Linked DNA regions of Mus musculus: region 1 is linked to region 2. Evidence: chromatin loops called from intact Hi-C (ENCODE). Cell type or tissue: left cerebral cortex. All regions are shown on one strand.

What was found. Hi-C counts contacts between places; a loop is a spot of excess contacts. Peaks named below come from ENCODE experiments on the same cell type or tissue, not always from the same donor. Only the 100,000 strongest peaks of a DNase experiment are listed, where the experiment ranks them.
Region 1: it touches region 2 in a loop (5-fold over the local background); 1 of 42 quality-filtered maps calls a loop at or near these places.

The regions. Positions count from the first base shown.
Region 1 is chr8:23,939,653-23,944,652 of GRCm38, forward strand. All of the region lies in intron 5 of Zmat4 (zinc finger, matrin type 4), which reads left to right. Among named protein-coding and RNA genes, the nearest start is that of Gm51564, 100 kb to the right of the region's middle. In left cerebral cortex, no CTCF peak of the experiment used is centred here; a DNase peak (open chromatin) is centred at 2,790.
Region 2 is chr8:23,999,557-24,004,556 of GRCm38, forward strand. All of the region lies in intron 5 of Zmat4 (zinc finger, matrin type 4), which reads left to right. Among named protein-coding and RNA genes, the nearest start is that of Gm51564, 43 kb to the right of the region's middle. In left cerebral cortex, no CTCF peak of the experiment used is centred here; DNase peaks (open chromatin) are centred at 2,300 and 3,042.

The sequences.
Region 1 (5,000 bases), 60 kb before region 2:
AATTGTGCCTAATGTTATAAGGGAATACTAGATTGTTTATGACTCATTCTTTAATCTGAAAAGATTTAAAGTGTAGAAAGGAAAAACAAAACAAAACCTGACACCATTATTGAAATAGAATGCAAGATAAAGGAAACAAGAGTTTAAAAGACCTTAATCAGAATGGTTTTGGAATTTTAAAAAGAGAAAATGATTACTTGCCATCTGAGGTGAGCACCAGGAATATAGAAGTTGGCGATGAGGTCATTTAGAGCAGAGATGAACACAAGTGAAGGGGCAGGGAGATGGGGCGAGCAGAGCATCACTAGGAGTGAAGATGGGCAGGCCATCTAGATGAAATCAGGCTAGGAAACTGTGGAGAACCTTGCCAAGCTGTTTGTCAGGCAAAGATGGACCCTTTCTGCCCACTATGGTCATGCCCTTAGTCACAAACTGATCCGTGTCATCTATACATTAGGACTACCCAGCAGCGAGTTCGCTTGATTGGGGTCAGGAGATTCCAAAGGCCAGGAGACCCAAATCGGATGGATCTATAACTCCACTGAGGGTCTGCAGGGTACTGAGGTGTGGTACAGAGGAGGAAGAAGAAGTGCTCCTTCATGTGCACTTTGTGTGCCCCATGCCATCTTCATGAAAATGAGCCAAAGAGTTGGGTTCTCTAAACCTACAGGAAGAAAAGATTTAATGAGGAGCATGAGTAATAACTTAAGATTTCTGTTCAGCCTCAAATCCAGCAAGAAATCTGCTTGATGAACAGTCACAGTGGCCTATTTACACACCGTGGGCCAATGCTTTTCTTATCTGGGGCAGGGTTTGTCCATTATTTTTCCTAATGATGCTAATAAACGTATTGCCGTCTAAAAAAAAAAGTGTGGGTAACTCTTCATCTTCGCTGACTTAAGTCCCAGAAAAAGACGAGCGTGAATTTTAAAATGGCTTCAGTTTGGCACATCTGCTGCCAGCCAAGTATCCACAAACTAATTAAACAGGAACTGGGAACTACGAGATTCCTAGTTTTTGATACAGATGTTGCATCATAAACAGCCCTGAACTGATCTGGAGAGCATCTTATTTTTGTGAGATGTTGACTAAGAAAACGCAAAAAGCAGCAAAAAAATCACACAGATGTGTCCCCAGCCATGTGACTCCCTTTAGGGGCCGGCTGGGGCCACATGGGGGAAGTTGTAAATATGACATAAAGCTGCTGAACAGTTATTCTTCCTTATTCAGAGCTCCAAGATGTTCACTGGTACCGCCTGGAGGCCCCCATTGTTTGTTTTAAGGTTAAGATCTAGGATGGTATTTTGCAGAAATGCAGTACAATATTTTCCTAAGGTTATGGGAGGATATAACTGTCATGTTTGACTCTTAAGTCATTGTGGCTGTCAGTGGCATGCTTTGTGACAAAATAAGAGCTATAGAAACATTAAAACTGAGAGCGAAACCTATCCTTGAACAAATGGGAAGCTATTCTGTTTGTGTATAAAATTATAACTTTAAGTTTATGCAGAAAATAATCTTCAGTATCTTTTATGTTAAATTTTCTGTAGATGGGCACAGTAGGTGAGATTCGATAACACCGATTGTGGTGTAAGAAACAAAGTTAAGATTTGCTCAAAGTGACAAGGGGAACTGGGAGTAATAGAGGCAGGAGAAACTGTGAACAGGATGTGTTGTATGACAGAAGAATAAATAAGTAAATAAACAGATTTTCTCCAAGTACAGCATACCTATTGAGATGCTCGTTAACTATATTATTTTGCTTAATACTTAATGAGCAAGTATTCACCATGTAATAAATACCATGACAAAGCCCAGAACATAAAGATGGCATTGCTCTAGCTTATAAAGCAGACTTACTTCTTCTCCCAATAAGTCTGCAACATTGTGGTTTCTGTGGCAAGTGGAATTATGTGATAAGTGCTCTTAAAACTTACATCCTTGAAGATGGTACCAAAAACTCTCCAGTATGTTTGCTCATGATGAGGAACAGAGGTGGGAGGGAGGGAGGGAGGAAAGGAGGAAGGGAGGGGAAGAGAGACACATAGTCAATTGTTGATTTCATGATCTACATCTTTTTTTGTCAGATATATTCTCCTACTGGTAATTATCATTTCATGAATTTTCCCTCTCAAAGTAGTGGCTAGTAGTAGTAGTTGGGAGAGAAGCATGGTGATAGATTTGGCCTGGAACCCTCATGTGGCTGTGTGTCCTGGACCAACAGTGTTGCTTCAAACACTGGGGAATCTAACACCGTATTTTCTTTGTTATTATGAGTCACCTGAAAGAATGGTGTTCATTATTCACTGAACACTTACATTTTCAGTGCTGCAGTGTTGTTGATCCTGTTCAGCACTGGAGAGGTACTAGTGCTCCAGGCATGATCCTTGAGCTCCGCCAACTTCTAAGCAGCCAGAGTACATATGCTAATGTGATTTAAATATTTCGGAACCCCCATGACTTGTAAGTATAAGAAATGGAAAACCTTCTCCAGGGAGTCTAGCGAATCCAGTTTAACTTAAAAATTTACATCAGCACCAGTAGATTTTTCTCTAGAAATACGAAAATTGCTAGTGTCTTAGCAATAGGAATAATATTTGCCTCACCAGATCTTTGTTTGGAAGGTGACCGTGATACCAACATTATCCAGGTGGATCTGGAGACCTAAATGATGAACAGAGATTTGCAGTAACTGAGATTCAGAGTCTATTTTTATAAAGGATGACAAATAACGATGCATTTACTGAAATAGCTAATGGACCAGTGAGGTGGTAGCACAGCTTTTTGCAGACACCAGCTGGCACGCTGCTAAATGAGTTGGAATGAGCGGGTGAGCACTTGTGTTTTGTAAATAAGAATCTTGGTTTCTTATGCAGTTCTACGGGGGGAGGAAAAGCACCCCCCCTCTTCTTGAAAGCTTTGATTTCAAAAAATCTCAGCGAATGAATGGGGTTCAAGGGAGCACGCGCGGTGGCCTGGCCTGGGGTTCAGTCCTGTCTCTGAGACCCAGTAGTAGTAACAGTCAGAGGAGACAGTTACCACTCTGGGCCTTGGTTTCTTGTTTGTAAGGAAAGTCCAGGACTTGATCAGCCAGAGTCACCTGCTAGCATTTGCCCACTTAGAATGGTCTAGAAATAGAAGTTTGACTTCCTAGGCTTCATTTTAATAAACTGACCCTATCTCAGGCCCATAAAAGAATTTTATTTGACTTCTCTATAGGTTTCTAACAGTCCAGGGAAAACCCAAGCATGTAACCATGGCAAATAACCTCTGACTACTATTTGTCTTGAGTCTGTGTAAACTGTATCTCGGTGTGTAGCCGCATACAAACTAGCATGCAAGCGATACTGTGCTTTTCTTATGCCCTAAGTTTCTCTTCAGTCCTCAGGAGTCACACAGAGACTCCTTCACCTTCTGCTGTACCTCCTTTTCAGTGTAATCCTGCCCCTCAGGGCTAGGCACGCATTCTTTAACTCTTTAGGCCCCAGGTGTAAGCATACTCCACTAAGGCTGGTAAGTCAACTGCCTTTGCAGTCTATTGTGCGTACACATGTACCCATATGCAAATGTGGGTCACAGACTATTCCTGTCACTCATTGTCTCTGAGTGTGGTCACCATGGGAGTGGAGTTCACAGTCACTGTAGGACAGTCATGGGGACCATGGCTGCTGATACTGGAATAACTCCTACCAAATGAGCCCTCGTGCTGATAGTATCTATAGACAATGGAATAGGTAAAAGATCACCTGTGTGAAGGCAATGAAGAGTAATTCCAAACCAGGCAAAACTGGAGGGAAATGAACACCTGGGAAGCAGAATCGCGTGTCTCGTGACTTGTATACTTCCTCTCAGGATTAATTCATTGACACCCAGCAGCCTCTCTGAAACTCTGATGGGGACCAAGAGGTGCAAGCTGCGTCAGGCAGTGTATTCATTATGATGAAAGCTGAATTGCTATTTAATAAATGAAAGAAAAAGATAAGAAGAAACTCCAAGAGGAATAATTGGTGTATAGACGTCTGAAAGAAAAGCAGGATACAGGAAAAACTCAGGATTCAGAGGGGATCTCCCAAACTTATTGTTTGTCTTCTGCCTGTACTTGACCCTGACATTGAATGACTTGTCCAAAAGGTCAACACCAAGAAGCCTTACTAAGCATCATTGTACTGAGAGGAAATTTCAGCTCCTGTCTCTTCCATGTGCCCTCAACCCTCGTCACCTGACAGAGAGACTGGGGTTTGAGCTCATCCAAGTCCATTGCCTGCTTTATAAGAAATACTCCCGAGGAGCGAATAGAGTCCAGTTTACATAGAACTTTATTCACTCCACCCAGATAGGATTCTAAATTAATAAACATGACATTGAGGAAAATTGAAACTGTGATTGGTACTCAAGAGAAAAGAGACAAATGCTGAGCTGGGCCAGGAAAGTAGTTATTTTGTTCATACTTGAGGATATAAAATAAAATGTCTGTCTGAATTAGGAAATAGAAAAGCAACCAGGAGAGCTGAGAGTGCTGATTGGTGGTAGAGTGCTTACCAACTTGTTCAGCCCAGAGTTCAGTTCTCAGCCACACACACACACACACACACACACACACACACACACACACACACACACATACACACACACACACACACACACAGAGAGAGAGAGAGAGAGAGAGAGAGAGAGAGAGAGAGAGAGAGAGAGAGAGAGAAACAGAGAGGCAGAGACAGAGAGAGACACACAGATATACAAACAGAAACTCAAATAGACACAGAGAGACACACATACAGACACATACACACACCCACACATACACACGCATGCATAGAGAGAAAGAAACACCGACAAACAGACACAGACAGAGACACAAACACTGATACATACAGACAGACATACTCACACAGAGGAACAGACATATACACAGACTCACAAACAACCAGGTAAACAGACAGACAGATACACAAAGACAGACAAGTAGACAGACACAGGAGATGAAATGATGAGTGTGTATT
Region 2 (5,000 bases):
TTCAGAGCATAAGCTCATCATGAGTAAAATCAGCCACAGTCTGTTTGTATGTGTGTAAATGAGGGATTATAGGATGGCTGTAGACTCTGAACTCTTATGGGAAAGGAACAAGAGTGCCCAGAAATGCAGGGAAGGCAAAGGGTCTCATAATACATTAATGTAGAAAGGTTGAGGGTGGGAGAGCACAAGAGATGGAAAAGGATGAGAAGAAAGTATGTGGAGAAAAAAAATTGTTTCAAAAATGCTATAATGAAGCCTAGTTTTCTGTAAACTAAGAAAAAATAATTAATTTAAACAAAATGCAACAATTTATTATAATTTACATTAATTGAGCTGCTTGTTTCTCCTGCATCACATTATTTATATTAATTCATTTAATTCTAATATGAGCTCTGAACAGTTGTAATTTCACCTCTGTTTTGTAGATTAGGGAACAAAGACACATCATAATTAAATGGTAAGTATAGAATGGCAACAGATGTATCAATTTCTTTCTCTAAAAATGATGAGTAGATGTCTTGTCATTTCCTCCTCTCCCCCATGTCTGAGGCCTAGGGTTGCTCAGGATTGTTGAGACCTTCATCTTCTAGTCTTGACACAGGATGTTTGGTTTCTAAAAGCAGTAGGTCCCCTGTTCAGCCTGTGAATCCTGCTTCTTTCCATCTGAGGCAATGGAGTGTGAAACTATAAATAGGTGAAGCTTTTGGGATAGTTTATTTTTTAATTAGGAGGCTCCTGTCAAATGTCCATAAGGAAAGTCACAGTGGGGCATCAACTGTCACTTGTCGGCAGGAAGCCTCCAGGAATATAGAGCCAGGTGGGCTTGGGCTTGGTGATCTAAGGTCCACAGTCTCAGAAGAATTTCTATAAATCCCCAAAGCTGCAGCACCACCTTTAAAGGTGATTTTTGTTGTTGAAGACTTTTAAATTCGGAGTAGTTCTATTAGGAGATCATTTGCTTAGGGAGCCAGCACATATCTGGGACTTGACATAGAACCAACTGGCTGGCTACTTGGGACACTTTTAGAACCAGAGATCAGGAAAGGCTCAGAAAATGAACTATAAGAACAGCAAAGATAATTGGATGGCTAGCCAGTCTGCATGAGTGACAGAGGGCAAGAGACAGAGGTGACAGCATGGTATGCTGTCAAGTCAGAGTGACTGTAAAGAATCATTGGCAATTAGGGAGTTTTGCTCTTGTCTTTTTACCTCTGACTCTTATTGGGCCATGTTTTTTTTTTTGCCCATATTTTGCAAGTCTCTTCCAGTGATGCTCAAAGCCTTTGGACATGAACAGCTCTGAAGCAATCATGGATGAAGGTTTGTTAGGACTCGTTACTGGGATCTCAGGCAATAAAGCTAAAGGCATGCGTCACTGTTTATTGACAGCTGTGGGTGTGTCACTACTATTGATACATTTTGAGGAAATCACAGGAGTTGCTGGGAAGAAATGAACTGCTTTGAAGGGCAATAGCAAAGAGAGGGAGAAGGGCCATGCATGCTGGCTATTATAGAACCCATAGAGTAGCAGGAGAAGAGAAAGGACACACATGCTGACTTGCTCATGGATACCACAGAGCAGAAGGAAAATGGACATGACATGTGTGCTGACTTTGTGGTAGATGCCGTGGAGCAGAAGGAGAAGATAAGGAACAAGATGGCCGACTTAGTCATAGCCGCCTATACAGTGGGACATCCCATGTCCTAGCCAGTTCCATTTAGATCACTTCAACATCAGGAGAGAAAGCATTTCCCACATTTGTTATTTAACAGGTGGGTAAAAATCGTTTCAGTACAGTTCAAATGGGTAGATCAAGACAGCCTATCTGTGTCTGCCTTGGATGCAATCAGATCCCCCAAACTAAAGCAAAGGGGTTCAAGTCTCTGCTTTTCATGTAAGTTGCCAAGAATAATAAAAGAGTGATGAAGGTTCACCTTTACAACTGAATCAAGGCTCAGCTGAGGTGGATGTCTTCAAATCAGCAAAGCTTATTAGCGACCTTTGCCCTGTGGAATATCTACACTATCCTCTAGGGTGCAAGCATGTAGGTTAAACTGCTCTGTCGCTTCTGAATTTTCACTGATGACAACTTACTTCCCAGCCCCTGCGTGGGCCAGGCATCCAACATGGCTCAAATTGTCTTTTAATTGCTGGGAACGTACTCCTTCTTTGGGCTCTGTTTGTTTGGAAACAGCTTTTGAAGATGGTAAGCCATTTCCTTGCTGTTTCAGTCTTCAAAGCTCTGCATATTCACTGTTCAAACAGGGAAAGGACTGTTTTAGAAAGTGTGTGTGTACTTTGTTTAATTAGCTGTTTGGTACCCTGTAGTCTATGCCTGCAGGCAATGGGTTGCATTCAGAAGGCATTTGGATGCTCTCTGTGGTGCTGAGTGTCTCAACTGTGGAAGAGCAGCCTACACTACGCTCTGATCTGGGTTATGGAAAAGCCTGGTGGTAGTGAGATTTTGTAGATGTGACCCATTTTTATTAATAGAGAGGAGCGATTTTCATTGTGGAAGCCTAAGATTGGATGCAAGAGTGAACAAGCAAGACCCATGCTTTCCTTGCACGGCTTCCCAATTCTTGTGGGGAAACGGGTCTGTTACCTGAGTCCTTACACTCAGTGCTTGGGATGTGCTCGAGAACTGACAGTTGCTCTAGACCTGAAACCCTCACCACAATCAGACACTCAGTTTTATTTCCCTCACATAACCATCTCAAATCAATGTATTTCTATATACTTTTAATTCATTACTTGAAAGTCTCATACATATTCACAATGAATGTCGGTCATATCCACTCCCCATTCCCTCCCCTCCAGCTCCTCCATGCTTCCCTAATTTTATGCCCCCTTTGATTTTTGTTTCTGCATTTTGCAAACCCACTGAGTATGATTAGCGCAGCTCATATACAAATGGGTGTGATGTGGAGGCAGCTATCCACAGGAGTGTGGGCAACTTAACAGTGGTCACCTCCCCAAAGAAAACTGACACTTCCTCAACAGCTGTCAACTGCCAAAGGCTCCTGACTAAAGATAAGGACTCATGAGCCTCTCCCTCATTCATGATGGAATTTTTTGCAGGTTTGGTATTGCACACATCTTGAATAGGCAAGCAAAGCTGCTGCAGGTTTATGGTTCATGAGTATAACAGCTCTGCCAGGCCTAAGCAACAGCATCTCACAGCTCCCCCTTCCACCACCTTCCTGCTCTGCCATTCCTTCAGCCTAGCCTTCCTTGAGGTTCTTGGAGCTTTGTGGGAAGAGGGTTGCATTGACATAGATGTCTCATTTAAGGGTGAGCACTCACAGTCAACTTATTCCCACCATTTGACCAATTACATTATGTGTGTACGTGAGTGTGTTTATATGTATAAAGATATATATGTATATGTTTATTGCTGTTGTTTTTTGGTTTGTAGGTTTTGCTGTTGTTATTTTAAGTAGGGTGCCTTCCCCTCCATTCCCTCTCATTTTTTAAAGCCTTGGATATCAAAGTCACTGACTTTGAAATGAGAAGTAAATCCAGATCTAGACTCTTCTGTTTATTAGTTCTATGAATTTAATGTCTTTGAACCATTGTTTTCCCATCTGCAAAATGATATTCATAAGGGGTTTTGAAGATGACATCTAACAAAAACTCCTTCATCCTTTTTAGAGAGCTTTCTTTTGATACTTCAAGTTTCATGCTGGTCAGCCTTTGACTGAAAGGGGAAGGAAGCCATTGTACTTGATGTAAAGTGTTTGTTACAGGGCTCAGATCTCAGGCAGTTTGGGCTAGGCCATCTGTAGGAGGTTCATTTTCTGGCTCTTGGGCTGTCAGCAGTTGGGAGGAAGAATGGAGTTTAGGGGAGAACAAGAGGCAGTGACGCTGAGGGGGAAGTGGCAATCACATGGAAGACCTGGGGGCTCGCTCTGTCGCAGCACCTCTCGCCTTGGTGAGCTACAGGAGAGGCTGGACTCCCCTTGCGTTCTTGTTGTACATGGTCTAAGATACAGCCTTCCTGCCCTGTGAAGATGGAAGTATCATCTAGCAGAGATGTTCTTAGTGTAGTTCCTGAAGCCATAGAGCCATGGGCAGGAATTGATGTCCAGCAGTACTAATGCAGCCTTCATTTCCTGGGCCTCTCCCTTTTCTTTACCACTGGTCCACTGAGCTTGCTGCCTACAACCTTAAATCCAGACATTCGCTCATGTCTCTAGTCTGGCCACACATACAAAAGTCCTAACCCTGACTTTTGAGGTATTGATTCCAACACATTGAGACAGGGGCACAGTTACCAATTGCATGGAACTTGGTCCCCTCCCCTCACTATGAAACAACTTGCCTTCAGAAAATGCCAACTTACTGTCTCAAGGGAGGGTCAGAATCTTTTCAGAGCTCACCAGGAAGCCGGTACTAACCTGTTACAATGGACACAGAACTTGAAGTATATATGCTGCCCCTAAGAGGACTAGATAGAATTCACAGAGATGGAAGCTGAGTGGGACATCCATTGACAGTTAGGCCAAGTACACGCGCAGAGGGGGCGAAGGTTTGTCTCAGCAGAAATCATTACGGAAGACATTTGGGAGAATGGACCGAGAAGGGGTTTGATGCAAGTATGGATTTCAGAGTGTCAGGAGTGCCGCACACACCCTTTTGAGAGCTTTAAACATTGACGCTCCAAAGAGTGTTGACTGTTCTTGGCACTGATGCGGCCACAGACCCTGTAGGCAGAGTCATTCTTTCATAAGGGAATCAGAGCACAGGCAACCCCCCCCACCCAAGGGTAGTAGTGGAGATGCCACAGTGAACGTGAGCACCCTTTGCACTGTGAAGCACTGTCTGAGTGGACTGAGCGGGGTCAGGATTGAACTGAACTCAGCTGAGCTCAAGCAGGTGCCCCCAGAGGGAGGATGTTCCTGGCCACGGGTGGGGTTAGAGAAGGCAGAGGAGTAATTCTGCTTGTCAAAGATAGCACAACTGAACACAGACCATTGGGTTATGGAAGAGAAAAGGT